Regions from separate parts of the Homo sapiens genome. Here region 1 is linked to region 2. The links are chromatin contacts, found by Hi-C or POLR2A ChIA-PET in ENCODE. All regions are on one chromosome and are shown on one strand. The core of a region is the stretch at or near the end of the contact, and the rest is flanking DNA. Distances in the headings are between cores, read along the strand shown.

What was found. Hi-C counts contacts between places; a loop is a spot of excess contacts on that map. ChIA-PET counts read pairs that join two places held with the same protein, here RNA polymerase II (POLR2A). Pooled maps may share reads with other maps.
Region 1: a map with no recorded cell type shows a loop between it and region 2 (18-fold over the local background). The contact joins the promoter of PDPK1 here to the promoter of PGP in region 2. A Hi-C loop is called at or near these places in 4 of 168 maps with a recorded cell type or tissue (CD8-positive, alpha-beta T cell, ascending aorta, naive thymus-derived CD4-positive, alpha-beta T cell and 1 more), 4 of 37 single-sample maps with no recorded cell type and 17 of 50 pooled maps. POLR2A ChIA-PET finds 5 or more read pairs at or near these places in 12 of 52 experiments (AG04450, B cell, CD4-positive, alpha-beta T cell and 8 more).

What each region holds. Positions count from the first base shown.
Region 1 is chr16:2,534,171-2,540,775 of GRCh38, forward strand. It overlaps PDPK1 (3-phosphoinositide dependent protein kinase 1), which reads left to right and starts at 3,851. Exons shown (of 14, transcript NM_002613.5): 1 at 3,851-3,966. The coding sequence starts at 3,943. RefSeq lists silencers at 3,358-3,667, 3,778-3,987, 3,998-4,127 and enhancers at 4,246-4,946, 6,010-6,099.
Region 2 is chr16:2,213,096-2,219,568 of GRCh38, forward strand. It overlaps PGP (phosphoglycolate phosphatase), which reads right to left and starts at 1,745. Exons shown (of 2, transcript NM_001042371.3): 1 at 1,043-1,745; 2 at 1-958. The coding sequence starts at 1,682. The coding sequence ends at 633. RefSeq lists enhancers at 1-280, 702-831, 1,853-2,147 and silencers at 1,272-1,321, 1,662-2,321.

The DNA.
Region 1 (6,605 bases), core at 2,601-5,100, 320 kb after region 2:
GCTCAAATCATCCTCCTGCTTCTGCCTCCCAAAGTGCTGGGATTACAGGCTTGAACGACCATGCCTAGCCATAATTATCCAGCTATAAGGTCAGCTGATTAATTCGTCTCTCTATATAATAACATATTCACAGGTTGGGAGATTAAGATGAGAACATCTTTGGAGAGGACATTATTCTGCCTTTTAGAGAGAAGGGCCTAGGACAGGAATTCCCAGTGCTCAGGTTTAAAGGAAATATGATGTTCCCATCATCGGTACATGAACGTGCCCCTTTCTCTGCATTCCTACCAACACTGGATATTTTCCACTTTTGGGACTTTTAGCAGTTGTTGAGCCAGCCCATTTTACAGCGGGGATAATTGAGGTTTAAGGAGGGGAAATTACTTGCCTAAGATCTCATGCAACTTTCTGTTTCCTGACTCCCAGTCAAGTCTGATTCTCCCTTGGTATGGCTTATATGGGAGGATATTTACCTGGTGGCTTGGAAACCACTGAATGACTTTGTATCTTCCATCCATCCATGTATCCGCAGCCCAGCGAATGTATATTGGGAGCCTCAGACATGTGACCAGGGCCTTGTGGGCCAGAGGCAGCCAGGAGACCTTTTTTTTTTTTTTTTTTTTAAGACAGAGTCTCCCTCTGTCACCCAGGCTGGAGTGCAGTGGTGCGATCTTGGTTCACTGCAACCTCTGCCTCCCGAGTTCAAGAGATTCTTCTGCCTTAGCTTCCTGAGTAGCTGGAATTACAGGCGTCCATCACCATGCCTGGCTAATTTTTGTATTTTTAGTAGAGACGGGGTTTCACCATGTTGGCCAGGCTGGTCTCCAACTCCTGACCTCAAGTGATCCACCCACCTCACTCTCCCAAAGTGCTGGGCTTACAGGTGTGAGCCACAGCGCCTAGCCAGTGCTCTTGTCTTTTGAGAGCCCCCTTTTCTCTCACCTGATCTCCCTGCCCCCTATTTTCCCCTTTAGTCTCCTTTCCAGACGCTACTGAGTAGCTTCAGGGTCAGTCTAGAGATGCAATCCAGGTTGGGATCCTTGCTGGGAGAGCCCTTCCTTCCCTGGCTTTGTAACTCAGGGCCTTCTGGTGTGCACACCTGCAGGGTCCAGGCTGGGCCTGTGCTTCTAGCTTCTCTGTGTCTCTCCCTGAGATTGGAATCCTGGCTCTGTCCTCAACTAGCTTGAAGGGGGGCCCCCAGGAATGGCCCCTTCTGGATTTCATACCCTTGTGTAACCTTGTTTCACTTTTTAAAAGATTTTATTTAAAAAGTTTTTTTTTTGTTAGAGACAGGGTCTCACTTTGTTGCCCAGGCTGCTCTCAAACACCTAGCCTCAAGCAGTGCTCCTGCCTCAGCCTCCCAAAACACGCCCGTTCACTTTCTACCAGGGTTGTGTGTGACCAGCAGATGTGTTGGAAGTGATGGTGTGTCACTTCTGAGGTTAGGTCATTAAAGACGCAGCGGCTTCTATCTTGTGTGTGTTCTCTTTTTCTTGGGCCACTCGCTCTGGGGAAAGCCAGCTGCTGGGGCTTGAAAACACACACGCCTGGGAAGAGGCCGCACTGGTGAGGGACGGAGGCCTCCAGCCCACAGCTGTGGGAACGTGGGAATGAACCTTTTAGGAAGTGAATCTTTCGGCCCTGCTCTAGCCTTTAGATGACTCAGTCCTGGCAGCATCTTGATGGCAACTTCACAAGAGAGCCTGAGCCAGACCACCCAGCCTGGCCTCTCCTGGATTCCAGACCCGCAGGAGCCATGAGTTTCTTTGTTGTTTTACACATCAAAGTTTTGAGGCAATTTGTTACACAGCAGTATATAACTAATACACCAGCTGTAGGGCTTTGGGCACGTTCCTTAGCCTCTGCACCCCCGTTTCCTCCCTCGTGCCATGAGCATTGTAGAGGCGAGTGAGGAACACGTAGACGCAGCACAGTGCCACGCACATGAGGCAGCTTTCCAGCCCCTCCCGGGATGGTTGTGGTCATTTTCTTGCCCCTCCCTGGATGGACCGTGACCTCACAACGTCAGGCCAAGTTATTGCATTCTTGGCCTGAGGTCATCCATTGGCCATAGACAGAGGTTCTCGGCAGGAAAGGGTGAGATAAAGAGAGGGGTCAGTCTCTTTCCTCCAGCCCGGGTCGGGAGAACCGTGCTGGGCCAGGTGAGACATCCGCTGTCTGTGCGGTGTCCTGGGATGAGCCACTGGACCTGACCCATGGGGAGATTTGTCTGTGTCGCCAGAGGGCGAGGGGTTTCCTGGTCTAGCTTGCCTTGGGCTTGGCCAAGCATTCTGGCTGCCACTGGGGCCCCCAGGACAACTGAGAACTGTCCTTTCTTCTTTGACCTTCAGCTGCCCCTCTCTCCCCTGTCCCCTGGTGCCTGCTCAGATGCTTTCTTCTTGTGACCCTTGACCCTTGGCCCTTGGCCCCTGCCCCGAGGCTCCTCCACCCTGGGCTCCGTGTTCTAGAGTTCACTGTGTACTAGTTCCTCAAGCTGTTTGTCCTTCACTGCTTCCGATTTTTCTGTGCATTACTCAAGAACTGCATGGGCATGTGTCAGTATAAAAAAAAATAAAGTTGGCCGGGCGCGGTGGCTCACGCTTGTAATCCCAGCACTTTGGGAGGCAGAGGCGGGCGGATCACGAGGTCAGGAGATTGAGACCACGGTGAAACCCTGTCTCTACTAAAAATACAAAAAAATTAGCTGGGCGTGGTGGCGGGCGCCTGTAGTCCCAGCTACTCGGAGAGGCTGAGGCAGGAGAATGGAGTGAACCCGGGAGGCGGAGCTTGCAGTGAGCCGAGATCGCGCCACTGCACTCCAGCCTGGGCGACAGAGACTCTGTCTCAAAAAAAAATAAAGTTGGCCGGGCGTGGTGACTCACACCTGTAATCCCAGCACTTTGGGAGGCGGAGACAGACAGATCACTGGAGTTGGAGACCAGCCCCTGGCCAACATGGTGAAACCCTGTCTCTACAAAAAAATACAAACATTTGCCTGTGTGTGGTGGCACATGCCTGTAGTCCCAGCTACTCGGGAGGCTGAGGCAGGAGAATCGCTTCAACCCGGGAGGCGGAGGTTGCAGTGAGCAGAGATCGAGCCACTGCACTCCAGCCTGGGCAACAGAGCAAATTTCCATCTCAAAAAAACCAAAAACCCAAAACAAAAAAACACAAAAAAACATTATCGACATTAACAACTACAAGGCGCCCGGCTAATTGTATATTTTTAGTAGAGACAGGGTTTCTCCATGTTGGCAGGCTGGCCTCGAACTCCTCACCTCAAGTGATCCGCCCGCCTCGACCTCCGCCTCCCAAAGTGAGCCACCGTGCCCGGCCGTGAATGTGACTTGATAGCCCAGATTTCCTTCCGTGAACGCTTGTTAGTTGTGAAACTAGCAAAGTTGCGCCTCTGAGTTTACGCAGAGCCGGCTCCGGAATCCGAGTTCCGGGTTCGAGCACAGCTCCGCCGCTACCTCGGGCGTGACCTTGGCCGGAGCCTGGTCCCCTCTGAGCCTCAGTTTCCCGGTCTGGGATGCCGGAATGACAGCTCGCCCCCTGCCCCGCCCAGCCCCGCCCAGCCCCGCCCCGCAGGCCCTGGGATTGGTTCGCGCGAGGTCCCCCTCCCCAGGCGGGGTCGGGCCTCTCCCGCCCGCCAGGCCCCAACCCGGAAATGCAGCTGGAGCGGAGGCGGAGCCCACTAAGGCCGCGGCGGAGCGACGATGGGCGCGGCCAATGGGCGCGGGCGTCGGCTGCGGCGCGACGGAAGTCCTGCCCGGCGCCGCGCGGGGGCGGGGCGGCGCCGGGGGCGGGGGGCGGCGGGCGACGGGGCGGGCGCAGGATGAGGGCGGCCATTGCTGGGGCTCCGCTTCGGGGAGGAGGACGCTGAGGAGGCGCCGAGCCGCGCAGCGCTGCGGGGGAGGCGCCCGCGCCGACGCGGGGCCCATGGCCAGGACCACCAGCCAGCTGGTGAGCGCGCGGCGGCGGACTGGACGCGCCGGTTTGTTACCCTGCCGGGTCCGGCGGCCGCCCGGGTCCGGCGAGGCGGGGCGGCCCGGGGTCCCGAGGGCCGGGTGCCTCCTTACCTGCAGCCGGGCGGCCGGGCCGGGGATGGCGGGCGCCGGCCGAGGGCGCTGCTTGGCTGCGGCGGGGAGACCGGGCCTGGGTTGCGGCGGGCGGCGGCCTGGCCGGGGGCGCTGACAGACGCGCGGAGGGCGGGGGAGGCCGGGAGGTGTCACCCGGCCCAGCGGGGTGGAAGTGCCTGGAAAGTTTGTTTTCGGCTTGGCGCAGCCTGGAGCCGAGCCTCCAGGGTTACCTTTCGGTTCTGTCTGTAGAGGAACCGCCCTGGGCTTCCACCTGGAACGGGGTCCTTGGCGCCTCCGCCTGCGAGAGAAGCAGAAGGTGCAAGTTCTTGCTGAAAGCACCTGATGCTCCTGGGCCCCCTTTTCCAGATTCTTGATGACAGTGGTCGGGAAAACTCGCCTTTCACGGCCCGGCCAAGGGGCATTTGGGTGCTTTTGCTGCCCGTGGCTGTGCTCAGCGTTGTGGGAAGCCCCTGGGAGGCCGAATGTGCAGGATCACCGAGGGGAAAGTGAGCTTGACAGGTAGGAGGGATTTTAGGGGAAGGACCAAAACAAACCACTTGTTGGGTGAAATGTTTTGCTAAAAGTGTCGCTGGTGTTTCTATATTTTCTCTCTATCGCTAAAAGTATCCCTCGTGTTTTTATGTTTTCCATATGCTAAGTTCTACAGTCTGGGGACGACGGTTTAAAAATTTATGCCTTGTATGCGATGTGCAGTGGGTGATGGAAGAACGTCTACATGGCTTTAACATTTGATTTAAAAGGCAAATATTTTAAATGAAGGAAAACCCAAGAAATTTAATTGATCCCGTGTCTTCCAGGATGCGGCTTTTTTTTTTTTTTTTTTTTGATGGAGTCTCCCTCTCGACGCGCAGGCTGGAGTGCAGTGATGCGATCTCAGCTCACTGCAACCTCCATCTCCCGGGTTCAAGCGATTCTCCTGCCACAGCCTCCTGAGTAGCTGGGATTACAGGCGTATGCCACCATGCCCGGCTAATTTTTGTATTTTTAGTAGAGAAGGTGTTTCGCCATGTTGGCCAGGCTGGTCTGGAACTCCTGACCTCAAGTGATCTGCCCGCCTCGTCCTCCCAAAGTGCTAGGATTACAGGCGTGAGCCACCACGCCCGGCAGATGTGGCTTTTTGATAGGCGTTCTTGATCTTTTTTTTTGTGGGGCGGGGAGTGGGGGGTTGTGAGTCTGTTTGAGAACCTGAGGAAAGGTATGGGCCCTCTTCTGAGAAAAAGGCAGAGTGACGCTGAATTTTGTAACTACGTCAGGAGGCTCTTGAACTTTCTGCAGCTCACTCGTGGACTTTGTAGAGATGCGTGTTAAGGAAGAAGGTTCAGCTGAGAAAAATGTTGAAGGGATGCCTTTCGCTATTTCGACATGTGTGGCTGTACACCAGAGTGGCCCGGGTAACATAAAAACATGAATTAGGCGGATTGGCCAGGCTCAGTGGAGGCTGGGGCCGAGAGTTATGTCGAAGTTTGTGAGGTTAACCTGCACCCAGTGACAGTCATGGCGAAATTTGTGAGGTTAACTCGCACCCAGTAACGCTGTTCCAATGCAAGGTGTGTATTTGGTGTCATCCACGGGAAGAGGAAAGAGCAAATTTTCTCATGGCCTTGGCAGTTCCACATGATGGACATTTCATATCTGCAGTTTTCTTCGCATGAGATGGCTTTTTTGCACAAAAACACTGGAATCCAGTGAGCAAGAATGATAGAATGCAAGATGGATTTCCACATGAGGAAGTGTCACGAACGAGCGTTTTGCATCTGTCAGCTGGATTCCCCCATGTGTACGTATGTGAGAACATGCCGTGTTTCCTGTCTGTAATGGTAGAGGCAGCCCTGATCCTGGATTTTCACCTGAGGATGGATAGATCTTCAGGGTTCAAGTGGGTTTGCATCTGGACTTTAGGGTGGCCCTGTAGGCCCTGTGTGAGAAGCCCCCTTCCCAGTGAACTTTCCCTTGTGTGTCCGCGTGGACAGCCAACAGGGGGAGCAGTGCGAGCGTGAAGGCAGACAGTGGCCTGGCCCAGTCTGATGCTAAGTGGGCCAGAGGCAGTGAGTACCATTTCTTGATCTGACTACTCAAGACAGGCGCTTCCCTAGGTACTTTCACACCTCATTGCGAGGTAGGTGTTGTTCCCATTTTACGGGTGCAGAAGCTGAGCTGCAGAGGCGTTAGGTACCTGCCTCATAAGTGGTAGAGACTCCAGTGTCACCCTGCCCCTCACGTTCGGAGCCCCTGAGGGAGGGTCTGCCGGGCAGCTCAGCCCAGCACTCTGTAAGGAAATCTTCAGTGCCACTGCCCAGGATGTCTTCCCAGGGATTGGGCCTGAATGTCTTGACCATGCCGTGCTGGAGGTAGGAGGGGTGTCTTCATATGGAAGAACTGTACATATTTCTTTGGCAGATGGCTGAACTCTGTGACCCCGGGGCCTGTTTCAGCCTCCTGCTGTCAGAAAGCAGCTGTTTGGGAAGAGGCTGTGATTCGGCCTTGTTTGAGGGCCGATACTCT
Region 2 (6,473 bases), core at 495-2,994:
AACGGAACAGACACTCAGTTGTGACATCAGAGTGGTTTTCAAGGAAGTAAGGGAGGTGGGAGAGTGGTGAGGGCAGCACTTTGCACCCAAGGGCAGGGAGATGCCACCTGGGAGCAGCCGCCTCCTCCACTCCCACCCTGCTGGGAGGCACAGGGACACAGAAGGCTCCGCTGGACTTTCAGTCATACTGATGGGGCTCTGGTCCATGCAAGCCTCTCCCAACAGTCAGAATAATCAGTCCCTCTGCCCCCTGAGGGGCTGGATCCCTGAATGAGTTTTTCAATAAAATACAGGACACACACCCCTAGACCCGCCTCAGTCCCATCGGCAGGCCCTGGTTACCTGAATCCCGGACAGGTGCAGAGCCTGCCCCTGCCAACCCCACCCAAGGCCCAGAACCCAGCCCACAACGCCTTCCAAGCCTAAAAGTGCATCTTCGATTACAAGCATCTGTAAACAAAATCGTCCCCCAAACGTGTACTTACAAGGTTAACAATGAATGCCTTTGCTTAACTCCAATTACACTCTTTGAAGCCACTTAGCCGAGCAGATGCTTAAGCCCCACCTATTAATTTGGGTAACTGGTTTTCAATTTCTTTTTTTTTATTCTGCAGATTAAAGACACTCAATCTTTAACCTTGAAGGGCAGGCAAAAGGTCGGCTATGCTGTCAACATAGAAGTCAGGGACCATTTTCTTCTTAGACACGCAGTCACTTTCCTGATTATTCTTCACATCCCCTAGAGTGGAGACTCCGGTGAGGGTCAGGATGGTCTTCAGGCCACAGGTGGCGCCTAGGAGGATGTCTGTGTCCAGGCGGTCTCCCACCATGACGGTGCGCTCGGGGTTGATGCCGTATTCCTGGGACACGCAGTCGAAAATGAAGCGGCTGGGCTTCCCGATGATGTCGGCCTGGCGCTGGGCGGCCATCTCCACGGCTCGGACCAGACACCCGGTACCTGCGGGGCACAGGGGACCGGGTCAAAGGGCAGGGAGGGGGCCCGCCGCCCGCCCCCCAGCCTCCCGCCCCAGGGCGCACGGACCCGCGATGAAGCGGCCGTTCTCAAGCGGAAGCCGGTTGTCCATGTTGGTGCCCACGAGCAGGCAGCCGGGCTGCTGCAGGTAGCGCAGGGCCTTGGTGAGCTTCATGTAGCTGAAGTGCGGGTCAAAGCCCACCACCACCGCGCGCACGTCGGGCTCCAGCGGCGCGTGCAGCCAGTCGCCGGGACCCTCGCCCTGCAGTGGCTCGGGCCCCACGCCCACGCTGGCGACGCCCACGGCCTCCAGCTCCGCGGCCAGGGCTGGGCTGCCCAGCACGTAGGCCTTGGGCGCGGGGGCGCCGGCCAGGCGCTGGCGCAGGTAGAGCGCGGTGCAGTAGGCCGTGCCGAAGACCTCCAGGCTGGCGCCGGGCCCCGCGGGGCCGCCGAAGCCCAGGCGCCGCAGCTTCTCGGCGTAGGCAGCGCGGGTCTTGCTGCTGTTGTTGGTGATGAAGCCCAGGCGCTTGCCGCGGGCTCGCAGCGCCCGCAGGGCCTCGGGCGCGCCAGGCACGGCGGTCTCCCCGCGCCACAGCACGCCGTCGCAGTCGAACAGCAGCGTGTCCACGTCGGCCAGCAGCGCCTGTGCCCGCTCGGCGCTCAGCCGCACGCAGCGGGCGTCGTCGCCACCGGCCTCCGCCGCCGCCATCGCCGCCCGCCGGCCGCCGCCGCCCGCCGGCCGCTCCTCGCAGCCGCCCGCCGCGGCGCCCTCCCCGCCCCCGGGGCGCTCATTGGCCCAGCGCCTCGCGCCCGCCGCCCATTGGCCTGCACCTTCGCCAATCCGCCCCCGCCTCCCGCGGGCTGCGGGAGCTCAGCGCCAATCGGTGAGGCCCGGCGCGGGGAGAGGGGCGATCATTGGCTACCGGCCTTGGGACGCCCCGGTGATTGGCTGGCAGGGCTCCAACCGGCATTCGGAGTGAAGCGCTCGCTGCGGAAATGCGCCAGAGGGGAGAGCAGCGCAGGCGCAAGGCCGCTGTTCCCGGGCTGCCGCGGGCCGCTCACCCATTGGAAGCGAGTGGTCAGCCTAGGTGACGAGGCCCTTCACGGAGTGACCCGGGCCAGGCCGGCTGTCCATTGGCCGGTCTCTCCCGCGGGCATGGGCGGGGCTCTCGCAGGAGCGCCGCGGGAGGGGGCCGGGGCACCTTCGTCGGCCGTGCCCGTGCCTCTGTGCCGTGGACGCGCTCGGGACACGGGGCCACCACGTGGGTCGCTTACCGGCCAGTCCCGCGAGCCAGCCCGGGGCTCCTTCCCCGGCAGGCGTGAGTACGCGCCTCAGTCCTTTGCAAAAACGCGTTCCCGGTTCCTTGGAGGTAACACGAACCAGCCATTACCAGGCTGGGGGATTAGGGTCTAAGGACACTGTCTAGAACCTGGTACTCAGTGATTGCTCGCCGTCATCGTCATCAATTATTAGGTATTTAATTGAGGCAAAACATTACAGTAAAGGGCATGAAAACCGTGCAGCTCGATGGAAGTTTTACATTTATTATTATTTTATTTACTTATTTATTTACTTTTTGAGACGGAGTCTCGCTCTGTCGCCCAGGCTGGAGTGCGGTGGCGCCATCTCGGCTCACTGCAAGCTCCGCCTCCCGGGTTCACGCCATTCTCCTGCCTCAGCCTCCCGAGTAGCTGGGACTACAGGCGCATGGCACCACGCCCGGCTAATTTTTTGTATTTTTAGTAGAGACGGGGTTTCTCCGTGTTAGCCAGGATGGTCTCGATCTCCTGACCTCGTGATCCGCCCGCCTCGGCCTCCCAAAGTGCTTGGATTACAGGCGTGAGCCACCGCGCCCGGCCTTTTATTTTTTTAATTATTATTTTTTGAGACGGAGTCTCTTGCTCTGTTGCCCAGGCTGGAGTGCAGTGGCGCGATCTCGGCTCACTGCAAGCTCCGCCTCCCGGGTTCACGCCATTCTTCTGCCTCAGCCTCCTGAGTAGCTGGGACTACAGGCGCCGGCCACCACGCCTGGCTAATTTTTTTGTATTTTTTAGTAGAGACGGGGTTTCACCGTGTTAGCCAGGATGGTCTTGATCTCTTGATCTCGTGATCCGCCCACCTTGGTCTCCCAAAGTGCTGGGATTACAGGCGTGAGCCATGGCGCCCGGCCGGAAGTTTTACATTTTTACATGTATATATATATTTTGCGACAGGGTCTTGCTCTGTCCCCCAGGCTGGAGTGGAGTGGCTAGATCACAGCTCACTGTAGCCTTATCACAGCTCACTGTATCCTTGACCTCCTAGGCTCATGTGATGCTCCTACCTAAGCCTCCAAAGTATTTGGGACCAGAGGTGTGTGCCACTACGCCTAATTTTTTTTTTAATTTAAATTTTTTGTAGAGACGGAGTCCCACTATGTTGGCCAGGCTGGTCTCCAACTCCTGGCCTCCAGTGATCCTCCTGTCTTGGCCTCCCAAAGGGCTAGGATTACAGGCGTGAGCTGCCGCACCCAGCAGATTTTTTTACATATGTATATGCTTGTGTAAACATAACCCAGACCAAAGTATAAAGTATTTCCAACACCCCAGGAAGTTCCCTCTTGTTCCTATCCAGTCAATAGCAGATAGCACATTGCTGACTACTTTTCTGACTCCTATCACCATAGAGTCACAACCAAGCCTCCGGACTGCTTTATACTTGGGATTATACGGTATGTGCTTCTGGCTCTTGCTTCTACGGTTTAACATAATGTTTGTGAAATTCATCCTGGCTGGGTGCTGTGGCTCACACCTATGATCCCAGCCCTTTGGGAGGCCGAGGCGGGCAGATCACCTGAGGTCAGAAGTTGGAGACCAGCCTGGCCAATATGGTGAAACCCCATCTCTGCCAAAAGTACAAAAATTAGCCGTATGTGGTGGCACATGCCTGTAATCTTAGCTACTTGAGAGGATGAGGCAGGAGAATCGCTTGAACCTGGGAGGCGGAGGCTGCAGTGAGCCGAGATTGCACCACTGCACTCCAGCCTGGGCAACAGAGCAAGACTCCTATCAAAAAAAAAAAAAAAAAAAAAAAAGATGACTTTGACTTTGAGCAGAACTGGATTTGACAAGAATCACACTCTGCTTTTACCACAGAGCAACAGGTAGTTGATTTGAGACAACGGCTGGAATGGGAACTGTTGATGATACCCAGCCATGGGCCATCTTCTCCCACACTTGCCCGGCTGCCTTGGCTTCCTGGGCACTCTGTGAGCACCTAGGCCGCTGCACCGCTCCTTCCCTGCATTACCTCCTCAGAGTCACAGGACAGGCCTGAGAGGCAGGGATTATTCACATCTCCATTTATAGATGGCCAAACTGAGCCACCGAGAGTCGCCGGCTGGACAAGGTTGAGTTGGGATTAAACTCAGTCAACCCCAAAGCTGAGCTCTGCCCCATCTGGTCGGCTTAACGTCCTCAGAATATGCCTGTATGTGTGCAGGTAGGAGGGGAGGCATGGTCACTTGTGGGGAAGGTCCTGGCGGAGGCTGGGAGGAAAGTGCGCTTTATAGGAGAGGACTGACTTTGGGAACAGGGTGATGTGGCCCTGCATCTGGGGCTAGAGGACCCCTTTGGGTGCCCCCCACACAGGAGGCATTCAGTCTCTATCTGTGAGGGGATGGCCCCAGTGTCTCCCCAAGTAAGGATCTTGTACTGCAAGCCGACCTGGGGATGGCTTTCAGTGGCACGAGAACAGACACTATTTCACCTTAACAGAGTTGCATCAATTTACATTGCAATAGAAAATATAAGTAGCCCGCTAGGCGCGGTGGCTCACGCCTGTAATCCCAGCACTTTGGGAGGCCGAGGAGGGCAGATAACCTGAGGTCAGGAGTTAGAGACCAGCCTTACTAACATGGAGAAACCCCATCTCTACTAAAAATACAAAATTAGCCGGGCGTGGTAGCACACGCTTGGGAGGCTGAGGCAGAATTGCTTGAACCCAGGAGGCGGAGGTTGCAGTGAGCCAAGGTTGCACCACTGCACTCCAGCCTGGGTGACAGAGTGAGACTCGATCTCAAAAAAAAAAAAAAAAAGGATTTTGTAGTTCCTGTTTGGGTCTGGCTGTGGAATGTCCACAGGCATTATTCTGTTGAGCCAGGCTGAGGCCTGCATGGGAAAGGAGGCCGTTTGGAGAAAGGGAGGGTCTAGTCTTGCTGCCTGTGCCTGGCCTCTCTGCCTTCCAAGGGTCTATCCACTCCCATGCTTGCCAGTGGCCTGGGCTCTGGGCAAAGCAGGGCCTGAGGTCACCTGATCAGGATGCCCTTTTCTTTTTGAGATACGGTCTCACTTTGTTACCCAGGCTGGCGGGCAGTGGTGCCATCTCAGCTGACTGCAACCTCCGCCCCACCAGGTTCAAGCAATTCTCCTGCCTCAGCCTCCCTAGTAGCTGGGATTATAGGTGTGTGTCACCACACCTGGCTAACTTTTGTATTTTTTTTTTGTTCGTTTTGAGACCGAGTCTCGCTCTGTTGCCCAAGCTGGAGTGCAGTGGCGCGATCTCGGCTCACTGCAACCTCCGCCTCCGGGTTGAAGCGATTCTCCTGTCTCGCCCTCCCGAGTAGCTGGGACTACAGGCGTGTGCCACCACACCCGGCTGATTTTTTTTTTTTTTTTTTAGTAGAGACAGGGTTTCACCATGTTAGCCAGGATGGTCTCAATACCCTGACCTCGTGATCCGCCCTCCTTGGCCTCCCAAAGTGCTGGGATTACAGGCGTGAGCCACCGCGCCCGGCAACTTTTTTTTTTTTTTTTTTTTTTTTTTGAGACAGAGTCTCGCTCTGTTGCCCAGGCTGGAGTGCAATGGCATGATCTCGACTCACTGCAACCTCCACCTCCTAGGTTCAAGCGATTCTCCTGCCTCAGCCTCCTGAGTAGCTGGGATTACAGGCACATGCCACCAGGCCTGGCTAATTTTTGTATTTTTAGTAGAGACGGGGTTTCACCATGTTGGTCAGGATGGTCTTGAACTCCTGACCTTTTAATCCCCCCGCCTCGGCCTCCCAAAGTGCTGGGATTACAGGCATGAGCCACCGTGCCCGGCCCAACTTTTGTATTTTTAATAGAGATGGGGGTTTCTGCTGTGTTGGCCAGGCTGGTCTCAAACTTCTGACCTCAGATGATCCGTCTGCCTCGGCCTCCCAGAGTGCTGGGATTACAGGCGTGAGCCACCGCTCCCGGCCCCCTTTGCCTCTTAAAGGCCTCACCTCTTTTTTTATTTTTATTTTTATTTTTATTTTTATTTTTATTGATCATTCTTGGGTGTTTCTCACAGAGGGGGATTTGGCAGGGTCATAGGACAATAGTGGAGGGAAGGTCAGCAGATAAACAAGTGAACAAAGGTCTCTGGTTTTCCTAGGCAGAGGACCCTGCAGCCTTCCGCAGTGTTTGTGTCCCTGGGTACTTGAGATTAGGGAGTGGTGATGACTCTTAAGGAGCATGCTGCCTTCAAGCATCTGTT